Regions from separate parts of the Mus musculus genome. Here region 1 is linked to region 2. Evidence: chromatin loops called from intact Hi-C (ENCODE). Cell type or tissue: heart. All regions are shown on one strand. Each heading gives the region's core, and the rest is flanking DNA. Links, peaks and the distances in the headings are about the cores only. Region 1 holds the start of Slc7a10 (solute carrier family 7 (cationic amino acid transporter, y+ system), member 10). Region 2 overlaps Wdr88 (WD repeat domain 88).

Region 1 (11,900 bases), core at 3,605-8,604, 79 kb after region 2:
GGGCACCATGTGGGTGGGATGGAGGCAGGGAGCCACGAGGGTGGTGGGCTTGGGTAAGCAGCAGACAGTGACAAACAGATGAGAGGATGCTGAGGAGAGCGGTTCTCAGTGCTTGTTGTGGGGAGGGTCCATAGAGCTGATGTTCTAGAACATTCTGACTACTAGTGATGGGCTAAGGACTGTGTTCTTGGGTCCCACGTTCAAGCCCCGTAGATATGTTTTTTTGGAAAGGACCTGCAGTGAACCAACCAGCCCTTGAGAAATCCTGCACTGGAGAAGGAAGAAGAGGAAGAAGAGGATAAGAAGAGAGAAGGAGGGAGAGGAAGAGGAAAAAGAAGAAAGAAAAGGAGATGGAGGCAAAGAGGGGAGAAAGAGGAGGAGGAGGGACCCAGGATCCAATAGGACCAAGGTATGAAGATGTGAGATGGAGATATTAAAAAGTGCTTAGGTGACCATCTGACTGACAGCCAGAAAGAGATGGGTCCTGTGGCCTCTCCATTCCTGTCCATTCAGTGGGATAACTGCCCTCTGGTTCCTGTTGGTCCTCCCAGGCAGACAGGTAAGCCTTTCAATGCCCCTACCCCCTCCTTGTGCTTTCTCTGGGAGGTTTTATCACATTAAGATGTTTGGCCTGATGGGGCTTACTTGCCTCCAGGAGGAATGAAGAAAGGGCCATTGTTTTCTGCAGCGGCTGCTGCTGCTGCTGCGGTGCTTGCTGACCTATTTCTGGGAGGCAGTGGCAGACTGTGGAGGTCACAGGGGTAAACTGCAGAGGTCAAATCTTCAGAATGAGTCACTTGCTTGCCCATGGTGTGTGAGAATGTGTGCATGGGTGTGTGGGTTTGGCAACATCCCTATCTATACAAACACATGTGGGGATAGACCTCTAGCAAGTGTCTTCTTCGGGACTCTGCGAGTGGGTCCACGGGGTTAGATGGCAGCAGGGAGCTGGTCTGATAGGACTTGGCCAGAGAGCAAGCACATTATTTAGGATATTGATCCTGATCAGGATCCTTGTCCCCTGCTCGTGAAAGTAGTGCAAACCACTGGTCCTTCCGAAGCAGCCCCACCCCCAGGTAGCTCTCCAGATCACCCACCTAGCTCCATGAATTTGATTTCTGCCCCAATGGCATAGGCTGGAAGGGTGAATAGAAAGTGATTCCTTAATATTGCCTAGGCATTGGCATGCTTTGACCCTGCCCAACAGTTGCCAAGGGAAGTAATTATGACTCTCGCTGTTTTATTAAACCCAGGAGATCCCTGTGCCCCAAACAGCTTTTCTCCTGGAAACCCAACACCCTGGAGTGAGCACTTTGAACTTTGCTGAGACCTGAGTGAAGCCTGCCTCACCATTCCAAGCCTTTCTAGTAAGCTTGTGTCAAGCTCTTCCCTGTCGTGACAGTGGCCCCACTGAGGTCTTGGTAGAATACCAAGGAGGTGAGTGGGGACATCCGGGACGTGTCCTGGGTTGCTAATCAGCTAGCGTGTACCTCTAGCCTAACCTACTTTTCTCTGGAGAGAGGTTAAGCAGAGACGTGGAGATCTCTCCGTCTGGCCTGCCCAGTCAAGTCCCACCAAGGCCAGTGAGCCTGCCAGCCCCCAGTCTCCAGGCCCGGTCTTGTCACTGTCACCAACAATCTCTACGATACTCAATCTGACTCTTAGATCCCAGTCCGTACCTTCCTCAATTAAATTGTGTTCTGTGGCAGGTTGAGCAAAATCTCAATATGTAGCCCAGGCTGAGCTTAAACTCCTGATCCTCCCCAGTGCAGGGATGCCAGGTGAGTACCCCGTACCCCCCCCCCCCACCGTGTCCTATTTCTTGGAATTCTTTGCATGTCCTTCATCGAAAGCCCAGCTTTTAACCCCTGGTTGCCCAGAGCTCAGTCCCAGGCCCTTGACCCTATTATTTCTATAATTGCTCTCTTAGAGACCTCATCCTATCCCCTGATGACAATTCCCAAATTTATAACCAGAGCAGGGACCTTCCCCTGACCTGGGTCTAGACCACAGACTTTCCACGCTCGGGCCTCCTTCTCCCACATAACTCCAGACAGAAGTTCCAACTTCCCATTCTTCCTGCGGATCTGTTCCTTCCTGAAGTTGTCCTGACCAACCAGAGTCAAACTGCACTAATTCAGGCCACCACCTCTGTCACCCTGGACCTTTCCCGGCTGGCTGTCAGTCTGTCACAAACACAACCAGAGTTGAACTTTCAGCCCTCCACTGATGCCCTGTCTCCAGCCACCATTGCCTCTGTCCAAGTGGCTTCCTGCCTAACCTTCCTGCCTAGCCTACCCGTTCTGTAACCTTTATCCCCATGGCCTCTCCTCCTTAGAGAGCTAAGTTCTGTCCAATCGTTTCTTGGGTCAAAACCCTCCCACAGCTCCTAAAAAGAAAAAGGCAAAGCCTTTGCCATAGCTCACAGCCTACCACCAAGCCCTGTTGGGCTCCACCCTGCCCGAGCATACCCTGCCCTCCTTCCTGCCTCAGTTGTCTGGCCAGTACTTATTATGGCCACTGGCTACATGCCTGGCTATTTATTTTGTTTGCTGACTGACTGTACTGGAGCATCAACTGCTGCAGAGGGACCAGCCTGTCTTGTTCCCTGTTAGATGGCCAATACACCTGGTACCATTGAATGGATGCATTAGTGTCTCTGGGGGTGAGAGATGCTCTCAGCCTTGTGGCTGGAGTTGCTCTGACTTCCAGTGGTGTGCTACAGTATCCTAAGGACATGTGACCTTGGGTAGGTTACAGCCTTAGGGCCTCAGTTTCTTTACTTGTCAATGGGTCTGAAGAATCCTCAGGACCTGTAGGAAAAGTGTCTGCAGAGGCCCATTTACTTCTGGCCCTGGAGATAGTAGACAATGTGGCAGTGCTGGATGACAAAGGCCTCTAGAAAGATGGGATTCATGCAGTCACCCCTCAGGTCTCTGGCTTTCAAACACCTGCATAGACTGGACACTTGAATCCCAAGTAGAAAGTGGGGAGTGGTGGTCTGGGCAGCAGAGCCAACATCACTCAGGCTGTCAGACTTGGGCATGTTCCTCCTTGCTTGTGGATTGTGTGACGGGGATAGCTGAGGTCTCCAAGTTAGGATCAGAGACCCCATGTGTGCTGCCACGGGAAAGGCTGACTTTCCTGGCTCTGTTCCTGCATAGTGGAGGGGTATCTCAGTCTACCCTAGCTCAGCTCCTCCACCATTGCTTGTTAAGAGTCAGGCCTTCACTTTGCCAAGCCTCCATAGCACGAAGGCCACTGGGAACCTGTATCCAAATTCTGAGCTCATCAGTTGCAAATAGTGCCATGTAACCCTCAACCTCAGTTTCTCCATCTGTGTAATGGGTACGAAACCTGCCACCACCACCACCACCCCTCCCATAGGGTGAGCATGAGAATCAAAGGAGGTAAGGTAAGTCCATACTATAACAAGAGGTGGTATTCTGAACAGATATCTGATGTACTGGTGAGGTGTATCATTTGGGAGGCTCCACTGGACATTCTGGAAATATCCAGTGAGTAACAGATCACTCACAGACAAGGATGTGAAGTTCTCCAGCTCCATAACACTAGAGTATGACACTGGAGATTTTTGATTTTGACCAAGCTCCTGGGTTAGGAATGGAGGAGAAGCAGGTGAAGAGGAACCCAGGTCTGAGAGTTGTGCTGAGTGAGAAGTGGTCCCCAAAGCCCTGCAAGGGGAAGGAGCTGAACCCTTGGGGCATCAGAAGGAGAGAGCAGAGCAGATCTGGCCTCCTCCCCAGTCACCTAGTTTAGGACAATCCCCCGCTGTCTGGTTCTGTCCCCTGCCTGGCCTGGTGTCTTGACTGATGGAACTTTTGAGCTTCTTAAGCCTGGCCCCCTGGGAGAGCACCCAGTGCCCTGGGCTGGGACAGTGGTTGAGTTCTGTTTCTTGGTTAGCGCAGTTGACTTCCACCCTCCTCCTCAGCCTTCATCTTCTGGAGGCCAAGGGGGAACAGTGAAGCAAGAACAGGCTGAAATGGGAAGGGAGCTGGCGGCCCAGAGCCAGGCTCCGGGGCACCAGTTCCTCCAAAGCCTGAATGGAGAAGGAGCAAAATGGTGGACTGGGTGTTCATCTCTCCCCTACACCACCATTCCCATCCTCTTGCAGATGGCTGGCAGCCTGGCAGCCTCTGATGCTAGGCTCTCCTCTCCACCATCTCTGAACCTCTCTGGCACCATAGCCAGCCCCACCAGTGACCCAAGTGATAAGTAGGCTTCCCTTTTGCGGGGAGGAGGTACAGTACCCTGAAAATGGTGTTGGCTGAAGGCAAAGCTCTAACCACTGCTCTGGCCTGGCCCACAGGCTCGGTCCTTTCTATTATCAGACAGTCAGGGGGGCTGGAGGGACATCAGGACCAGTCCCTGGGAGATAAGCATTCTAGAAGGAAGAAGGCAGGTGGTGGAATTCTCTGGAGCTGGGTTCAGGGGTGACTCTGGGTAGGAGTGCAGGGGATACCCAAGAGACACTACATCTCTCCAGCTGGAGTTTCTCATGGAAGGGCACAGAGCAGAAGGTAAAGATCACACACACACACACACACACACACACACACTTCAGCCTTTCTCTATCTCCAGGGGTCAAAGGGCAGAAAGAGAGCTATTTGGCTGCATCCCTACTGTGTGCCACTTCCTACTGGCTGGGAAAGGGGACAATCAAGACCCCAATTACTGCTCTTTTAGACCCCCAACTCCTGGGCACAGGGAATCAGAAAAGGCCCCGCCCAAGAGGTCTAGTCCAGTTCTCCTTCAGGAGTCAAGGGACAGACAGAGGTGGGGTTGCTGCCCAACCCTGTCCCCGGGGCATTCTACCTATGCAAAAAGCACCATCTGTAGGAAGAGCGAGAGGGGCCAGGCCATGAGAGCACCCATTCAGATGCCACCAGATCACGAGAGTGCTCACTTGGATCCCAGGGCTGAGTGGGTGCTCTCCTGGAGGCTTGGTCTGCTCCTGGCTACTTCGCTACCTCTCCTCGGATTCTGTGGCCACCTCTGCCAGGAAGGTCAGCTTCGTGGCCTTTAACCCTTGCTTTAGACTCTACCCGGCCATTTACCTTCCTGCTTTCCAAGAACAGATGGCTTCACTTCCCTGGCACTTGAATCTGGCACACAGTAGGGATGCACACAGGCTGCCCTGCAGCCCAGAACTTGCCACTCAAGCCAGGCCTAGCAATTATTTCCGTTTCCTAGGTGGGAACAGGGGACTTGCCTTGGTAAAGCCCCTCAGCTGAGTGAAGGCCAGGGGAGGGTTGCAGCAAGGAAAGCCCCCACCCGAACCCCCACCCCCTTCCAGGCGCAAATTTTCAGAGAGGTTGGGGAGGTGAGGGCAAGAAGTTTTGTGACTGGTTTGCCAGGTTCTGTTCCGAATGGGGTCAAGTGTATTCTCCAGCTATGGCAGCAGGTGCTCGAAGGGTTCCTTTGCCCCTGTGGTCTTATGGTCTTCGTGAGGGAGGAACATAAAGGGGTTCCCCCAGTACTTCCACGCTATGTACGCCCTACTCACCGATGATGATGGTGCAAGCGCTCACCAGCCCGATCTCTTTCTTGAGTGCCACCCGCTCCGAGGCGCCCGGGCCGGGACCAGGGCCCGGGGAAGGCGAGGGCGCAGGGCCGGGGTTCCCGTGCCCGCCTGGCTGTTGTATGTGGCTTGCCATGTCGCTGTCCCGCCTCATCCCAGTTCCCTGCGCTACCCCGTCTGTCCGGCCCGCAGCCAGTCCTCCGTCGGTCGGTTCGTCTGTCGGTGCGCTCGCGGCCCTCGCAGCCCGGGACAGCGCCCACAGGCGGGCGCATGCGCTGGCACGGGGCCCGGGCCCCCGGGGGCCCCCGGGCGGCTGGATCCAGGGAGGGACGGAAGGAGGGACGGCCGGCAGCCCCCTCCCCCACCGCCCTTAAAGGGAACTCCCCCTTCCCCCCCACCCCCAACCCTAGTCAGGGGAGACAGGAGGGGACTGGGATCAGACTTAGAAAGGACTTCCTAGTTGAGTGAACGAAGGGGCTACACCCAGACTTGGGTGAGGTGGGGGAGAAGAGCTCAAAGACCAGGCTGTCCCTGCGCTCAAGGAGTGTGAGCAAGACGTGCTGGGGTAGGCGGTGCTGCATGCCCCAGCCTGTACTTTCTAAATCCCTCAAGCCCCATTTGTGAAGGGTGGGCATTGCACAGGTTGAAAACCACCGCCTAGCGGCAATTAGCCTGACAGTGGCACGGTCTCCATGAAGACTTTTTGATAGCTCCCTGGCCTCTAGGCGGTCCTGACTGAGTCATTTGGGATGAATGGAGACTGTCCTTAAAACAATTCTGAAGGCAAAAGGCTTGAGAAGAGTTGAAGATAAGGAGACCCCAGTGGGGCCCCGGGCATCCTGGGAGTTTGGGACAGTCCCCATCACCATCAAATCTATCCCTGCCTCAGCATCCCCTAATTCCTCTTCGGGTCCAGCCTTAGGTCCCCACCGCAGACTCCTCTACACAGGTCAGTCAGGGCACAGTGGACTGGGACTTTGGCCCAGGCCGTCTAGCATGGCTCAAGGTGACCAGACCGCTGGAAGTGCCAGAGAGACGGGAAGAGAACAATTGTGGTAGCAAGGAGGTATCGGGCCCAGGATCCTGGGAAGCCTGCCTCCTCCCGGAAGCCATTGGGCGGTGCAGCCCAGATCGCGGGGCAAATTCATGCGCGGGTGGTGCGAGGGAGCAGGGCCGCGTCGGGGCCACCGGGGCGGCGGGCGGAGCGAGGCTGGCACGGTGTGGCCGACGGCGGAACAGCTTTTGTGTGTTGCTGGCGATAGCTGCGTCGCGCCGTCCCCTGCATGAGGATGAGGCCACTCGGGGCCACCGGTCCTTCCCCCGATCGCGGCCTCAGAGTTTGCTGGGGAAGGGCAGGGAGGACCCGAGATGGGACGAGTTCAGGAGCCCAAGAGCCTGGGCTGGGGGCGGAGCACGGAGGTGGGGTCTTGGCCAGGGCCTGGTACTTCGAAATTGGGGCGGGGACTTGATAAATAGAAGAGGGAGGACTCTGGGGGGACCAGGAGGGGGAAGCCACTCGGCAGAGCTTCATCCTTCGCACTCCCGACGAAGCCCAACATTCTTGGCGACCTCTGCCTCCCGCCCCAGAGACGATAAGCTGAACGTGGCAAGACTCTCTTAAAGGAACCTCGTGCGGTGCTGGGTCAGGCTGGGGTGGGCTGGGATAGGGGAGAGCGGTCCTGATACCCAGGACACTCATGAGTGTTGCAGGTAGTAAGGACCTGAGAGGCTTGACTTTCTGATTTGACTAGCGACTCCGTTGTCTTTGCAATGCCAAGGTCGCCTGGGTTAGGGTCCAGCCAGAAGGATTTCCCCTGAGGCTCTTTGTCAAGGGGCAGAGGGTGGCATCAGAGTCACAGGCCAGAAGCCAGTAGTTTTTCAGAGATGAGCCTCTCCGGGGACTTGGAATGTGGAGTCTGTGTTTGAGAAGGGTTGAGTCTGTTAAGGGTTGAAGATGGTGTTTGCATGTCTCTCCTGGGATATATATAGCTCAGGGATCATTAGGAGGTAAATGTGGGACCTTCTAAAAAGATGGTAATCCATGACTTAAGCGAAGCAAGCCACAAAACTCTAAACAAGTTAGAAACACGGCTGCCTTCACGTGGAAAACAAACAAACAAACAAACAAACAACTCAGACCCCAAATGAATCCAAAAGCTGGACAGAGTGCTCGGGAAGTAAAAACCAAAACTCCACAACTGCCATACTTAAACGGTGACATAGTAAATGTTTTCCCATGGAGGCCTGAGTAAGAGGAGACATTAGCACTCATTGGTTGTATACAATATGGTGCTAGTCAGTGTCACAAGGCAAGAAAACAATGAAAAGCAGTTCGAAGTAGGCAGTGGGCAGGGAGGCAAAACCTGTCATTTAGATATGATATGTTTGAGTATACAGGAAGTAAAGTACAAAGATACATTGTAGGTTGATAAGTTTGTTAGTCACTGGGTATACGGTTAATATCCAGAAATAAATTATATTTCTGTATGCCAGCAAGAAATAGAAAATAAGCTTTTAATAACATAAAAACAATTACTCTGACTAGAGGGCTGGCTCGTAGGTTGAATGCACTTGCTGATCTGGCTGAAGACCCTGGTTCAGTTCCCAGCACACACATAAAGGTCCACAACCAACTGTATCTCCAGTTCCAGTGGATCTAGCACCTTCTTCTGTCTACTACTGGTATTGCACACATAGTGCACATAAACTCACACAGGCTCACACCATACACATAAATGTTAAGAAAAAAATTTTAAAAAACACTCAAGATTATACTTTGTTTGGCTATGGAATCTAAAATAGGTTTTCCCCCATTGAGAGTGGAAGTGCATGCCTTTAATCCCAGGATTCAGGAGACAGGTGCCGGTAGATCTCTGTGTGTTTGAGGCCAGCCTGGTCCACATAGTAAGTTCCAGACCAGACCAAAGCTTACACAGTGAGAATTTGTCAAAAAACAAAATAACAACAAAAACAGAAACAAAAACAAAACAAAAAACCTTTTTTTTGCCAAGTTAACTAGAATAAATTGATACTTGACACATCTCAACTTGTATTTGTTTTGTTTTGTTTTTTCTTGGAGAGTAGTAAGAGGATGAAACTTGGTAAGGTGCTGTTGATACACAGGTGAAGTAAAATGACTTTGGAAGACCTGTATCCTAGTGTGGAGGATACAAGGTATCAAAGCAAAGCTAAAGTAATTCATCAGTGAAACAAACTGAATCATAGAGATATACTCTTTCTGGTTTATCACCACCAAGGGACACTGCAGAGTAGTGGAGGAAAGACAGTCATTTCCAAGAGCTCTGATGGGTCAGCTCTCAAAATTCTCTTGGCTTGACTTTACAATGTACCCTACAATCTATCTGCATTAGCTTCTCATACTGCAACACCCGAGAACCAACTTATAAAGTATTTGTTTATTTTACAAATGTTTTGATTAGCATACAAAACAATAGGTGAAGTGAGAATTTCTAGTTTTGTTGGAGACTAAATTGTGTCATGTGATGTTTCCTGGAAAGTGATGTTTCCCTGGAAACTAGAGGATGTTTTGCTGAGAACTGACACGTGGTGTTCTTCTGGAAGTTGCCTCGTGAAAGGACATGAGATGCTTTGCTAGAGTGGATGCTTCAGAGGTCCATGATGTTTGGAAAGAGTGTAAGTATAACTCAACAGACAGTGGGCGACACTCTGCCATTTGTTCACCTTGCCACTCTTTGGTGGCCATTGTTGGGCTTCGCTGATGACAATGTGGCATTGGTTCGCCTTGCTTTCTTCATCGATCTTTGCTTGTAGTTACTTCACTGAGAGAAAAACACCGAAGAACTTCTGGTGGTGCTCTGGCTGGGCTTCCGCAGACTCGTGCTGATCAGTGGTTTCTTTTGGATCAAACCACTGCTACTGATTTGTGTTTGATGTTTGCCAAGTGGACTGGACTGCTCACAACAAAGATTTGAATCTCTCCAAAACAAACAAACAAACAAACAAACAAACAAACACTATTTCTAAACAGGTCCACGACCCCCATTCCCTATTAACCTTTGTTTTTCACTACCCCTGGTGGATGTTAGGATAGAAAGGAGGTTAAAAACAAACCCATAAAGTTTTGAAAAATCTAAGCTTACAAATGGGTCTCATGATAATTTTTATATGCATTATCTATTATTGTATCTTGTATATATTCAGACTTTAACTACCCTTTCTCATCCCTCCTACACACCTCTCTCTGGTCCCTGTTCTTTCCTCAAGTAGATCTCTCTCTATTTTATGTTAGAAATACATACATACATACATACATACATAAATACATACATACATTGTCATAGGTAGATACATATATGTAGATACAGATTCTCCATATAAAAGAAAAGGTGATATTTGTTCTTCTGAATCTGGCTTATTTCCTTTAATATAATAATCTCCATTTCCATCCATTTTCTTGCAAGTGACATAATTTTATTCTTTTTAACAACTGAATTAAATTCCACTTTAGACCACACATCCTTCATCTATTCATTGCAAATTGGCGTCTGGGCAGCTTTTATATTTTGGTTTATAATAGAACAGCAATAAACATGGATGTGCCCGTACTTCTGTGGCGTGTTGACAGAGTCCTTTGGTGTCCAGCATTGAGATACCTGGATCATAGAGTAGTTCTATTTTTGGCTCTCAGAGGAATCTGTAGAGATCTCCACAGTGTCTTCATCTGTTCACAGTCACATCAGCAGTGAGCAGCATCTCTTGCTCTGCCTTGCATCTTTTGTCAGCCATTGTCTTGGTGATGGCCACCCTGACCGGGGTGAGATGGGATCTCGAGGCAGCTTTAATTTACGTTTTCCTGGTGGCTGTGGATGTTTAACATTTTTCCCTTTCAAAATTTACGACCATTTGTATTTACTCTCCTGAGAAGCATTTGCTCAACCCATTGGCTCATCTGTCAGTGAGATTGTTTGGGGTTTTCGTGTTTGATTTTTGTCTCATTCTTTGTCTGATATAGAGTTAGCAAAGATTTTTTTCTCCCATTCTATAGGTTGACTATTATATCCTTTTCTGTGCAGAAACTTTTTAAAGCCCATGCAACCCCACTGGCCAACTCTCGGCATCACTTTCTGGGCAATCGGGGTTCTGGTAAGAAGTCCTTGTCTTTGCCTGTTCCTTGAAGTGTTTTTTTCCTATTAAGTTTAGAGTTGTGAGTCTTTGATCTGTTTTTGGATTGATTTTTTTGTGTAGGGTGAAAAATGCATGTTTTTATTCTTCTATTATGGGTGCATTACTTTTCTGGTGCTGTGATTTCAACAACAACAACAACAACAACAACAACAAACTCCACCGAAAGCAACTTAAGGAAGAGAGAATTTATTTTGACCTATGTGTCAGAGGGATAAGAGTCAGTCATGGCAGAGAAGCCTGGCAGCAAGCAGAGGGCATGGATGCCAAACAGGAATCTGAGCTCATAGCTCAACCACAAGCACAGAGCACAGAGCAAACTGGAAGCAGCTTGAGGATTCAATCTCAAAGTCCACCCCAGTGGTGTACTTGCCCCAGCAAGGCCACAATGCTTAACCCTGAGCCCACAGCATCATCGACCAGGTGAATGTATGTATGTATGTATGTATGTATGTATGTATGTATGTATGTATAAGTCTGTTCTTGATCTATAGGAGAATTGCTAATGTTTGCATATTTATTTTGTATTGTGCTACTTTGTGGAAAATGTTTATCAGGTCTTGGAGTTTTCTGGTGGAGTTTTGGGGTCTTTTAAGTATAGGGTTATACCATCTGGATGGGATAGTCTCACTTTTAAGAATAGGGTCATACATTCTGGGATATACCCATGGAAGAGTCCCACTTGGAAGGATAGGGTCATGCCATCTGGATGGGATAGTCTCACTTGTAAGGATAGGGTCATACATTCTGGGATATACCCATGGGATGGTCTAACTTGTAAGGATAGGGTCAGACCGACTGGATGGGATAGTCCCTCTTTGTCCTGCTATATTAACAGATCTCTCATCTCTTCTCCTTGGCTTATTACTCTGGCAGAGACTTAAAGCACTGTGCTTATCCTGTTCATGACTTTCAACTTGTCCCAATTTAGTATAAAGTCATCTATAGGTTTATTATATGCAGTATTTAATATGTTGAGGTATGTCTCTTCTATTCCTATTTTCTTCAGGACTTTTATCATGAGGAGATGTTGAACTTCATCAAAGGTCTTTTCTGCAAGAAAGAAACATCTATTTAGCAGTTAGTTTTGGAGGTTCTGGTTCATAATGAATTGACCCATGGCCTTTGGGCCTATACTTAGGCAGCATGTCTTATTGAAGACTATAGGGTGAAGCCAAGCTATTATCATTTGGTG
Region 2 (11,900 bases), core at 4,432-9,431:
GAGGCTTTCGTTTGTGCCATCCTGGTGACTAATGATGCTGACAGTCAGTTTACATTATCTATCAACCAGCCACTCGGTTATCTTTGGAGAAACATCTATTTAGGTCCCTGGTAGAGTGCTTGTCCACTGTGCACAAGGCCCTGTGTCCGATCCCTATCACAGCATCAAGCCGGCATGCCGGTGCATCTCAGTCATCTCACCACTCAGGAACCAGAGGTGGGAAGATCAGAAGTTGAAGGGCGGGGCTGGAGAGAGGGCTCAATGATTGAGAGCACTGACTGCTCTCCCAGAGGTCCCGAGTTCAATTCCCAGCAGCCACATGGTGGCTCACGACCATCATATCAAGGGATCTAATGCCCTCTTCTGGCATGCAGGCATACAGGCAGATAAGAGCATTCATACACATAAAATGAATAAACAAATCTTAGAAGCTGAAGGCTGAGTAGGCTAGGCGGTGCAGTAGGTAAAGGCAAGGAAGCCTGATGGCTCATGTTCAATTCCCAGACCCCATGAGATGGAAGGAGAGCAGCAGATCCCCCACTTGGGCACCGAATGCCACAGGTGTGCCATTGTGTCATGCACCACACACATAATAGATAAATGTAGTAAATAAAAGAAGGGGATTTGAGGTTATCCTTGATGACCTTGACGATACCTCAAGCATGAGGCTAGCCTGGGCTACACGAGACCTCTCAGTTAGGGCATGGGGGCTGTGTGGATGACTCAGTAATGAAAGTGGTTGGAGTGCAAGCAAGAAGACTAGAGTTTAGAACTCCAGAACTCATGTGAATGCTGAGATTATCTAAGTCTCAGAAGAAGTAAACAGGATACCTGGATCCTCTGTCTATCTGCTCTGTGTTTGATTGAGAGACCTTTCCCTGGATCCTCTGTCTATCTGCTCTGTGTTTGATTGAGAGACCTTTCCCTGGATCCTCTGTCTATCTGCTCTGTGTTTGATTGAGAGACCTTTCCCTGGATCCTCTGTCTATCTGCTCTGTGTTTGATTGAGAGACCTTTCCTCAAAGAATAAGGTGGAGAAAGGTTCCTGGCATGAGCCTGGAGTCTCCATCTACACACACAGCACACCTTCTACACATGTGAATATGCACATGCGCTGTGCACACAAAGAAAACAGTAGAATTCGATCAAATGTGTATTTCACCATGCATTCTAAGTACATGCCCCATAGCAGATATGTAATTTTTGTTTTTTGTTGTTGTTGTTTTGTTTTGTTTTTGTTTTTGTTTTTTTTTTTTGAGACAGGGTTCCTCTGTGTAGCCCGGGCTGTCCTAGAGCTTGCTCTGTAGACCAAGTTGGCCTCAAACTCACAGAGAAATGCCTGTCTCTGCCTCCCAAGTGCTGGGATTAAAGCTGGGTGCCGCCATGCCTGGCTAGATATGTAACTTCTTGATGATATCCTTTGCAGCACGATATTTTTAAACTGATTTAAATTGATTTGTTTTGGAGATAGGGTCTCACTCTGTATCCATGAATGACATGGAACTCTGTGTAAGAATCAGGCCGGTCTTGAACTCACAGAGATGCATCTGCCTCTGCCTCCTGAGTGTTGCAATTAAAGGGGTGCTCCTTGGGTCTGGAGAGTTGGATTAGCATTTAAGAGCTGGTGCCATTCTTCTTGAGGACCAAAGTTCAAATCCCAGCACCCATGCCAGGTGGTTCCCACTGCCTGTGAGTCCAGCCCCAGGAGACAGAAGCCTCTGGTCTGCACAGACACCCGTACTTATATGCGCACACCCCCTTAAATGTAATAGAAAGGAAATCTTTAAAGGTGGCTACTAGAATGCCCAGGAATTTTATTTTATTTTATTTTGGACATAGTTTATTTCCGTTTGTCTTTTCTTTTCATTCTTTTATTTTCCCCCCAAAGTCTAGACAGAAACCAGGGATTCCATTACACAGAAGAAAAATAGGAATAACAATTTGGAGAGAGAACCCTGTGTTCTCTGCTGTCGAGTGATGGTGGGTGAAAGAAGGGTCGATCGCCTCATCCCTTACATTCAAGGCCTTGGGGTGTGTCTAGCAAACAGAGAGGGTGTTCGGACTCTTCTAATTGTGACATAAACTTATAAGGCACACGCATATGCATTTCACTTGGCCTCAGTTGGGAGGAAATGTTGTTTCTGCCCATAGCGCTATAGGAAGCAAAAAGGGGCAACACTGGTGTGGCGCTGTAGTTGAGTAATCCTGGCAATGGCTGCTCAAGTCCTTTGCTAGCTGCCCCAGTTCAGTTCTCAAATGAAACGCACTCATCCTTTTATTTTATGTGCCTTTATCAGCTGAATGGAACACTCACAAACTTCCACATTGCCTCCCCTCCGATATTCCTGAATAATTACTTGCTAAAATCTATATCCATCTTTGTACCCTAGACCCAATCCCCCCACCCCCACCCCAACCCCAGGGCCGTTCATCTCTGGCCCTTACACGAGTGTATGCTTTCCCATTCTCAGCTCTTAAGCCTGGTCCTTCTGCTTCTCCTGCACAGCAGCAGTTCGGCCTCTTCCTCTGTGGCCCTCTTGCCCTAGGATCCTAAAGTCCCGCCTCTATCTCCCCGCCCAGCCATTGGCTGTCGGCAACTTTATTTGCCAATCAGAACCAGCTGGGGGTAGGGACCCTCTGGGTCGCCCATGCAGAATTCTCGTGCAATTTTGGGAACTCATACAGCACGTGCTAAACCAAATCCACAACACTGGTCACTTGGCTCCTCTCTCCAAACATGGAGTCTGTCTTTCGGGAAGGGAACAGTAACAGCAGCCTTGGCTCATCTGTGAAGATCAGTCACGGTTTACCCGTCCGTCCCGCCATCCCCGGGATGGAGAGTCACTACATACCGTTCATAGGAGATTTAGAGGCTTCCTTGGGAAGTGTTTCGAAGCTCTGTCTTTACAACTGGCGGAAGTGGGGTCCGGGCACTGGTTCCACCACGCCAGGGAGCTTGTTTGAAATGCAGAGGGCGCTATACTCTGCCGCAGACCTCTCTTGATCCTGGGCGATCACATAGATTCTTCTCCAAGTAGAAACAGTCACACTGATAAAGCAGGTTCAGAAAGTGAACTGCCTTCGCTGTCTCGCCCTGACTGTCCTTTTCCCTCCCTCGTGGCGACTTTCCATCTTCTTACTGTCGTTTCCCCTTTGCTGAGGACACAGGCACACATGATTTTAATTGTGATGGCATTTATCTATTCTTGCTGTTGTCTTTTGGTGTCAGATCTAAGAAACCACCAAGGGAAGAGAGGGGATATTTACACTTTTGCTTTCCTCCGAGTCTTAGAGTTTCAATACTCAACATTTAAGCGCTTTTTAAAAAATATAATTTTAAAAAAGATCTTATTTATTTTATGTATATGAGTACACTGTAGCTGTCTTCAGACACACCAGAAGAGGGCATTGGATCCCATTACAGATGGTTGTGAACCACCATGTGGTTCCTGGGAATTGAACTCGGGACTTCTGGAAGAGCAGTCAGAGCTCCTAACCATTGAGCCATCTCTCCAGCCCAACAGCTTTTGATCCATTTTGACTTTGTTTCTATATGTGGTAGAAGTCTGTTTGTTTTTTTGTGTGTAAATAACTAAATTTCCCAGAAAATGTGCTTCAAAAGCTTATTCTCTCATCTTTGTATGTGTATGTCATGTATACTAGCATTCCTGGAGTGGGGATGTGTGCGTGAATAATTTTTGGGGAGCAGGTTCTCTTTCCACCTCGTGGGTCCTGGTGATGGGGGTCAGACGCACACTGGCTTCATCTCTGGCCTCACTCCCTACCTTGGTGTTTCTTGTTTGTTTGTTTACAACACAAAGTTTCTCTGTGTAGCCCTGGTTTTCCTGGAACTTACTCTGTGAACCAACCAGGCTGGCCTTGAACTCACAGAGATCTGCCTGCCTCTGCCTCCCAAATGCTAAATGCTGGGATTAAAGGCTTGAGCCCCCACAGTACGACCTACCCGGGTGTTTTTATTTGTTTGGTTTTGAGACAAGGTCACTCGCTGGGACCTGGGGCTCACTAGCTCACCAGGTAGGTTGGGTTGGGTGGCCGGCCAGCCCCAGGGGTTCGCTGTCTACCTCTTCAGTGCAGGGGTTCATTACAGGCAGATACCACTGGCACTTGCTGTGGGTTAGGGGAAGTCTGGAATTTAGAGGACAATTTAAGTTGGGGCTCTCCTTTACGATGTGGGTCCTAGGGACTGAACTCAGGTCACTAGTCTTGGCAGTAAACACCTTCACCAGTTGAGCCATCTTACCCACCCCTTCCACAGATTGGTGAATTTTCTTCTTGAATTTTCACAAAGGCTTTAAGAGCAGCTTGACTGCTCAGCCGTTAGGAACACACACTCTTACTCTGGGAGGACCTGGATCCGTTGCCCAGCATGCATGTTGGGTGGCCCACAACCACTTGTAACTCTGCATCCAGTGCCCTCTTCTGGCTGCCCAGTGCACTGACACAGCCACGGCACCCCCACCCCCAACAAATAAAACTTAAAAGCACATGTAAATAGACTGGGTGAGGTGCCACACGCCTTTAATCCCAGCACTCAGGAGGCAGTGGCGGGCAGAGCTCTGTGAATTCCAGGCCAGCCTGGTCTACATGGTATGTTCCAGGATGGCCAGGGCTTTGTAGAAAACTATCTCAAAAAACAAACAAACAAAAAACCCCAAACCAACCAACCAAACAAAAAACAAACAAACAAAAAAACAAACCAAAAGCACATAGAAAAAGATCAGCTTGTCACTTTCTACAATGATTTCATTACCATGGAATTTGATGAGGTAGTGTTGCCCTAGTGGGTCTCTGAGGACCTCTGTCTGCTGTTTCAGCACGATTCCATCCACCCATCTGTGATTATAGGATGCTGGTCTTTTTATGCATGTCTTCAATTTCTTTCAACAGTGTTTCATTTCCAAGGCATACAACTCCCTCCTACCCATCGTTTTTGTGCTGGGATGCTTTCCTTAATTTTTTTTTTCATGTCACATGTTTTTAAACACTGCTTGATTTTTGCACGATGTCCTTGCGCCCAGCGACACTGCTAAACTGGTTGTTGTATCCGTCCTTTTGTTTAGATCCCGTATAAGATTCTGATCGGGCATGACCACATCGTGAGTTCCTGCCACTTTTGTATGAATGACACAAGGTTCCTCAGTAGCTCCTACGACTGCTCCGTGAAGCTGTGGGTAGGTAGCCAGACGACGGTCTGCTAGCACTCAGATGCCGAGTACCGTTAGCCTCTTCTGCTGGAGAACTGTCCAGCACCGAGTTCTTATTTTCTGGGGTTTGCCAAGGCTTCTGGGCAAGTACAAGATAAAGGAGCCCACCCCAGTGTTGAGTCCTCAGAAAAAGCCTCGGAACAGCTAGCTAGCCTGTGGCTCTGGACACATTGGGGGCTCGGGCTTAAGACCACAATGCTGACAGCACCCAGCTTTGGGGAGGGGGTCCTGGTTGTTCCTGGTCTCTACTTGGGAGTCACTGAGCTATGTTATTATTATTATTTTTTTGGTTAAAATTTTATTTCCGATATATTTATTTATGCGTATGGGATTTTGCCTGCATACCGCATGTGTGCAGTTCCTACAGAGGCCACAAGGCGGCAGTAGACTTCTTCCTGGAACTGGAGTTAGAGATGGTTGTGAGCCATCTTGTGGGTGCTGGAAATTGAACCTAGGTCCTCTGGAAGAGCAGCTGGTGCTTTTAGCTGCTGAGCTGTCTCTCCAGTCCCAATCTTAATTTTTCATATTTTTTATTTTTGAGGCAAGGTTGGCTTTGAACTCACAATCCTCCTGCCTCAGCCTTCCACAAACAGGAATTACAGACCTGTGCCATCACACCCTTGGGCAGACTGTTAATTCTCTGGGTCTCCTTTGCATCTGGAAAACTCCGTTTTTATATACTGATCTTGTATCGTACAGTTCTGTTAAACTATTTTTGTCAATCCTGTTTTCATTTTATTTTTATTTGTGTGTGTGTGTGCTCGTGTGCGCTATGTCCATATAGGCTCTTGGAGGCCAGGGAGGGCATTGGGTCATCTGCAACTGGAGTTGCAGACAGTTGCGGGCCTGCCTAATGTGGGTGCTGGGAATTGAAGTCAGGACCCCTGGAAGAGCAGAAAATGCTCTTAACCACTGAGCCACCTCTCCAGTGTCCTGCTTTTTAGACGCCATATAAAATTCTTACTGAACTTAGGCATGACGTGAATTCCTGCCACTTCGGTGATATCCAGGCCTTGGGCATTCACAGAGGACAAATGGGGGCCAGGTCTGAGTTCTGCCCCAGAGAGATGGAGCAGGTCAGTGCCTGACTATGTAGTGGCAGAGAAACCAGGAACAGGGTGTGGTATTCAGGCCAGGCTGCCTCCTCTCTGCTTGTAGGATTTGGTGTTTGTGTCCAGCAGCCCCTGACAGGTGTCTATGGCAGGGCTGACAGAGAGGAGGGAGCAGGAATGGAGGGTGATGTTGGCCAGCAAGGACTTGGCTGAAGATGACCACGGCCTGGGGCCACATGGAGAGGATACTCAGTTCTGAGGCTTTCTGCTGCCTTCTGGTTTGGGTTGAGAAGCGGCAGGGTGGAAGATTGTCAAGGGTGCTTCAGGTCCTGGCATGGGTACTTGGACAGTGTAGAGCCCCTGACCCTACAAATGACCTCAGAGGAGGATCTTGTCATATGTTGGTGCCAAGGCACAGACCGATTAGGTCAGAGGGTTTGGGACTATCCCAGGTCAGCTCAGACCTTGTATTGGAGACCCAATGGCTGTGTGACTCTGGGTGGTTTATCCACCTCTTGAGGTCCCAGAGGACCAGCTGTGTGGTGGGGCTGCTCCAAGCTTTGCCTCGCCCACCTCCAACCCCCCCTGGATCTCCATACTTCCTTCTGCTGCTGCCCTGTGGACACCTGTGCACCCAGAGGCTAGGATCTCACTGCGGGAGTAGGGGGGGGGGCAAGGGGGCGGGGACTCACTTTCTCTGGGATCCATAAGGCCTTTTCCAGCCCTCAGTAGTCACCGGGGGTTCCCGAGCAAGGGGACAGGTAATTGTCACTGTGTGCTGTTCATCTGTTGACCCAACAGAAGTATTCATGGAACTTGTGCATGTCTGGGCTGAAAGGCTGTGTCTGCTTGTTTGTTTGTTTGTTTGTTTTTGCTTGTTTTGTTTTTCTGTTACACACACACACACACACACACACACACACACACACACACACACACACGTATACTGTACACTTAAAGAATTGGAACCATACAGAAATACTGAATCATAAATTTCACCTCCAACCCATTGTCACACTCCCCTGATTTTTCCTTCTGCCTCCTTCAAAATCTCCCTAGTACTCCCTCTGTTGGGGCTATAACTCAGGGCAGAAGACCCGTCTAATACACGCAAGGCCCTTCTAGGCACCAAACTCAATAGGAAAAGAGAGCAAAATTAAAAACTTCCTACAAACCTAATCAAAACCCTTCAAACTGACTTTTCAGGCATTGGCTTTTCCAAAGGCCAAGCTCGAAAACCTGCTCCGAGCCTCTGTCCTTGGTTGCTGTTCCTCATTTTGGCCACATGGGGGCACTATTGAATTTGCAATCGCTTCATTCTCTGCCCAGACTTGGAGGTTGTGTAGCTTACAGTCTCAAGCATGGGGGTGGGGGGGTGGGGTGGGGTGGGGGGGGCAGGTGGGGAGGGGGGTGTGGAGGTGGGGTTGGGAGGTTTGGGGGGGCGTTGTTTTCCGCTAAAGCAGTGGTTCTCAAGCTTCCTAATGCTTAAGACCCTTTACCACTGTTCCTCATGTTGTGGTGACCCATTGCTACTCCATAACTGTAATTTTGCTACCGTTATGAGTTGTGTTTTCCAATGATCTTAGGGTGGCCCCCATGAAAGGGTTGTTAGGACACCCCCCCTCCCAGGGCTCCCGACCCACAGGTTGAGAAACACTGCTCTAGAGGCACTGTGCCAAGCTAGAGAGACTGGATCCTAGTGGTCAGCATCAATCCTTCTTCCTGAGCCCAGGACACCAGCCCGAGGGTGCCCTGCCCTGTTGAATTCCATTTGGGGAACTCCCAGCTGCCCTTATCTTCCACTGAGCTTGGAAAAGGGCCTCCTGGGATTTCCTGAATGTGACTATATGCCCCAGGGGACAGGCGTTGGGAACTGGGTGTGTGGAACTTAGCATTCACAACAGGCCTGGGGCTACCATAAAGGCCACTGGTATGGCTTCAGTCTGGGAACCAGTCTGGTGAGTAGCCCTTTACCATCTTTGGAGATTGTCCCCCATGTAATAAAGGCAGATAATCACACCTTTACAGCCTGTGCAAACTGCCTTCCTGGAATTCAAGTGTGGGCCAGGCAGAGTGTCCATGGAATTGGTCTTGCTTTTTTAAGCTTCCAGGTCCTGGGCTCTGGTACACCTTTCTGGTAGACAACACTTTACGTGGATTGGTGTAGGCTATTGCTGTAAATGGTGAGCCCCAAGCTCTCCAAGAGAAGGTTGGGGAACACCTGGCTTCCTTTGGACTTTGCCCCCAGCACCTTATTATCCAGTTCTTGACTGTCCCTGTCGCCGTAGGGAACTTGAGTGCATGTGTGTTTTGCTTGCATGTTCATGTGTGCACCGTGTGCATGAATGCCTGGTGGCCGCAGAGGCCAGAAGAGGAAGTCAGATCTCCATGGAATCGGAGTCACAGACGGTTGTTATCTGCCATGCGGGTGCTAGAAACGGACCTGGGTCTTGTCTTCAATTATGTTTAAAAAAAAATTGCACTGTGTGTATGTGGAAGTCAGAGGACAACTTTCTGGAGTGGGTTCTCGTCTTCCCACCACGTAGGTCCCAGGGACTGAACCCAGGTCATTAGGCTTGATGGCGAGTGCCATTACCCACCGAGCTATTTCACTGGCCCATATACTTATATAAGGCTTTAACCACATATTTCTGCCAGAGGCACCCCTCAGAGTGCAATCACGGGGTCAAAGGGCATGGAATTAGAAGAAGTTCTTGAGGGCTATTGACAGATCGAAAGAAACCTCTTTGGCCAGTACAAAATGAACAAACAATCACGAGTCCCCTCCCAGTGTGCCCAGGACCCATCTGTGCCTGGGCCACTGTGAGGGGGATTTCCTGGCTGTGGAAGATGCAGTGTCCCTCCTGTTTGGGGATATTGGAAAGCCCGGAACTTTGCTGTAGGCAAGCTAGGAACTACTGCTGAGCAGCATTCATGACTTCCATACAGAAGCCTTGACCACTGTCTCTCCTCTCTCCCATTGATTGGAGGATGCTGAAGATGGAACTGTGATTTGGGACTTTGAGCCACGACCCAAAGCTCCTGTTTTAGAGTGCAGCATCACGGCTGACAACAGAAGGTGAGAAGGTGGTGTCTGGTCTGTGTAACACGGGTTGGGGAAAGTCAGAGTCAGCAGGCAAGCCTGTACACAGGCTTTTGTTTGCTTGTTTAAGAAAATATACAACCACATTCCCCTGTTTAGGCCTCAGTGTTTCCATGCACTTTGAGAATCAAGGAGTCTAACGATGTAACAGCATTCTGAACATTTAAATTGCTTAAAATAGAATGTTTACTGTAGTTAAGAGCATAGTCTGAATTTTCTTTTCTTCTTTCCTTCCTCCTCCTCCTCTCCTCCTCCTCTTTCTTCTTCTTCTTCTTCTTCTTCTTCTTCTTCTTCTTCTTCTTCTTCTTCTTCTTCTTCTTCTTCTTCTTCTTCTTCTTCTTCTTCTTCTTCTTCTTCTTTCTCCTCCTCCCCCTGGCTCTCCTTCCTACCCTCCTTCTCCCCACTCCCTCCTCTGACTCTAGTTTGAGACTGAGACTCAATCTATAGAGCAACCCAGTCTGAAACTCATAAAGCAGCCCAGCTTGCAGCCTCCAGCTTGCAGCAGTCTCAGCTCCTCCAGGGGCTGAGATGACATACGTGACAAGAAACCGCTTGAATTTTCCTCACAAAAATGGTCACACAAAGCCCGTGGTATGGCAGCTGCACCTGATCTCAGCTCACTATTGCCGGGAGAGGAAACGACCACGACCAAAAACAAGTTGGGGAGGAAAGGGTTTATTTGACTTACACTTCCACACCACTGTTCATCACCAAAGGCAGGAGCTCAAGCAGGGCAGGGACCTGGAGGCAGGAGCTGATGCAGAGGCCATGGAGGGGTGCTGCTTACTGGCTTGCTGCCCATAGCTTGCTCAGCCTGCTTTCTTATAGAACTCAGAACCTCCTTATGGAAGCATTTTCTCAACTAAGGTTCGTTCCCTCCTTTCAGTTAACTATGGCTGTGTCAAGCTGACATACCACCCCACCCCCCAAAAAAAGTTCACTGGAGAGATGGCTCAGCAGTTAAGACCTAAGTTCAATCCCCAGCACCTATCAGAGGTGTCTCACATCCTCCTGTAACTCCATCTCCGAGGGACTGAACTCACATACACATACCTATACACAGATACACACGTACACATAATTTAAAATGATAAAAGTAACTTTTAAAATGGATTCCTTGACACTGAGCAGAGACTCCCAAAGAACAATACAAGTTAAAGACAAGTGTGGTGTTCAGGCATCATGGGGACTGTGTGTGTGTGTATACGTATACATATACACACACACATATATATATATATAAATATATATATGGACATTTTTTTGCCATATGCTACATGAGTTAGCATTTTTGTCACTGGGACAAATCCTGAGACAAACAACTTCAGGGAAGAAAGACTTGTCCTGGCTGATGATTCTACAGGTCACACAACCTCTGAGCCATAGCAGAGCATGGTGTCACAGCAGGAGGGTGCAGGGTGGTAAGGGTGCTCGCTTCGAGGCAGCCTGGAAGCAGAGACACAGGAATACTCCAGGGACAAGATCTGACCATCAAAGACATGACCCCAGAGGTTACTCCCTGAACGTAACCCATCCCATGAGAGTTTCCACCACCGATCAACAATGCCATCCAAGTGTGAGTCCATCATTGGTTTAAGCATGAATAGACAGACCCCCAGCAAGCCCCCTCAGCCTCCCTACCAGCTGGAGACTAGGTCTCCAAAACACAGCAGGACATTCATGCACACATCTGAATATAAGAGAACATTTCAGAACACAGCAGGCTGAACAGGAATGTGATCCATCCATCTATCCTTCCATCTATCCTTCCATCTATCCTTCCATCTATCCTTCCATCTATCCTTCCATCTATCCTTCCATCTATCCTTCCATCTATCCTTCCATCTATCTATCTATCTATCTATCTATCTATCTATCTATCTATCTATCTATCTATCTATCTATCTTTCTATCCATTTATCTATCTTTTCTTTTCTTTTAAATATTTTACTTGTTACCTGGGCATGGTGGTGCATGCCTTTAATCCCAGCACTTGGGAGGCAGAGGCAGGTAGGTCTCTGTGAGTTTGAGACCAGCCTGGTCTACAGAGTGAGTCCAGAACAGAGAGAAACCCTGTTTCAAAAAACCAAAACCAAACACATTATCTATGTGTCTATATAGAAAAGAGTTTATGTTTTTGTTTTGCTTGTTTATATTTTATGTGTGCCAGTGTTTGTATATGTACCAGCCTGCATGTTTGTAAGGGAAGTACATGTGTGCACTGCCTGTGGAGGCCAGAAGGGAGTGTTGGAGTTATAGATGTTGTGAGCCTCCATGTGGGTGGTGGGAACTGAACCAGGGTCCTCGGGAAGAGTAACAAGTGCTCTTAACCACTGAGCCATCTCTTTAGCCCCTGAAATCAAATTTTATAACCTTAAATATAGAAGACTATCCCAGAGTGTCTGACAGAAGGATCGATCTTGGTTCTAAGTTATCAAAAGGAGAAAGACTCCTCGTAGGAACCGCAGGCCCTAGCGACGATGGTTAAGATGCAATGTGTGTTTGACTCTTTTGCAGGAT

The links. Peaks named below come from ENCODE experiments on the same cell type or tissue, not always from the same donor. Only the 100,000 strongest peaks of a DNase experiment are listed, where the experiment ranks them.
Region 1: it touches region 2 in a loop (3.0-fold over the local background); 24 of 42 quality-filtered maps call a loop at or near these places.

Annotation. Positions count from the first base shown.
Region 1 is chr7:35,180,278-35,192,177 of GRCm38, reverse strand. It overlaps Slc7a10 (solute carrier family 7 (cationic amino acid transporter, y+ system), member 10), which reads right to left and starts at 5,793. Exons shown (of 11, transcript NM_017394.4): 1 at 5,528-5,793. The coding sequence starts at 5,696. It overlaps Gm38988 (a long non-coding RNA gene), which reads left to right and starts at 7,221. Exons shown (of 4, transcript XR_003946743.1): 1 at 7,221-10,666; 2 at 10,769-11,134. In heart, for the core only: a CTCF peak has its summit at 6,659; no DNase peak of the experiment used is centred there; H3K4me3 peaks cover 2,426 bases; H3K27ac peaks cover 927 bases; H3K27me3 peaks cover 4,302 bases.
Region 2 is chr7:35,260,580-35,272,479 of GRCm38, reverse strand. It overlaps Wdr88 (WD repeat domain 88), which reads left to right. Exons shown (of 11, transcript NM_001370886.1): 2 at 5,082-5,192; 3 at 9,268-9,356; 4 at 11,898-11,900. It also overlaps a transcript of Gpatch1 not described here. Among named protein-coding and RNA genes, the nearest start is that of Wdr88, 9.0 kb to the left of the region's middle. In heart, for the core only: CTCF peaks have their summits at 5,594 (motif pointing right) and 7,529 (motif pointing right); no DNase peak of the experiment used is centred there.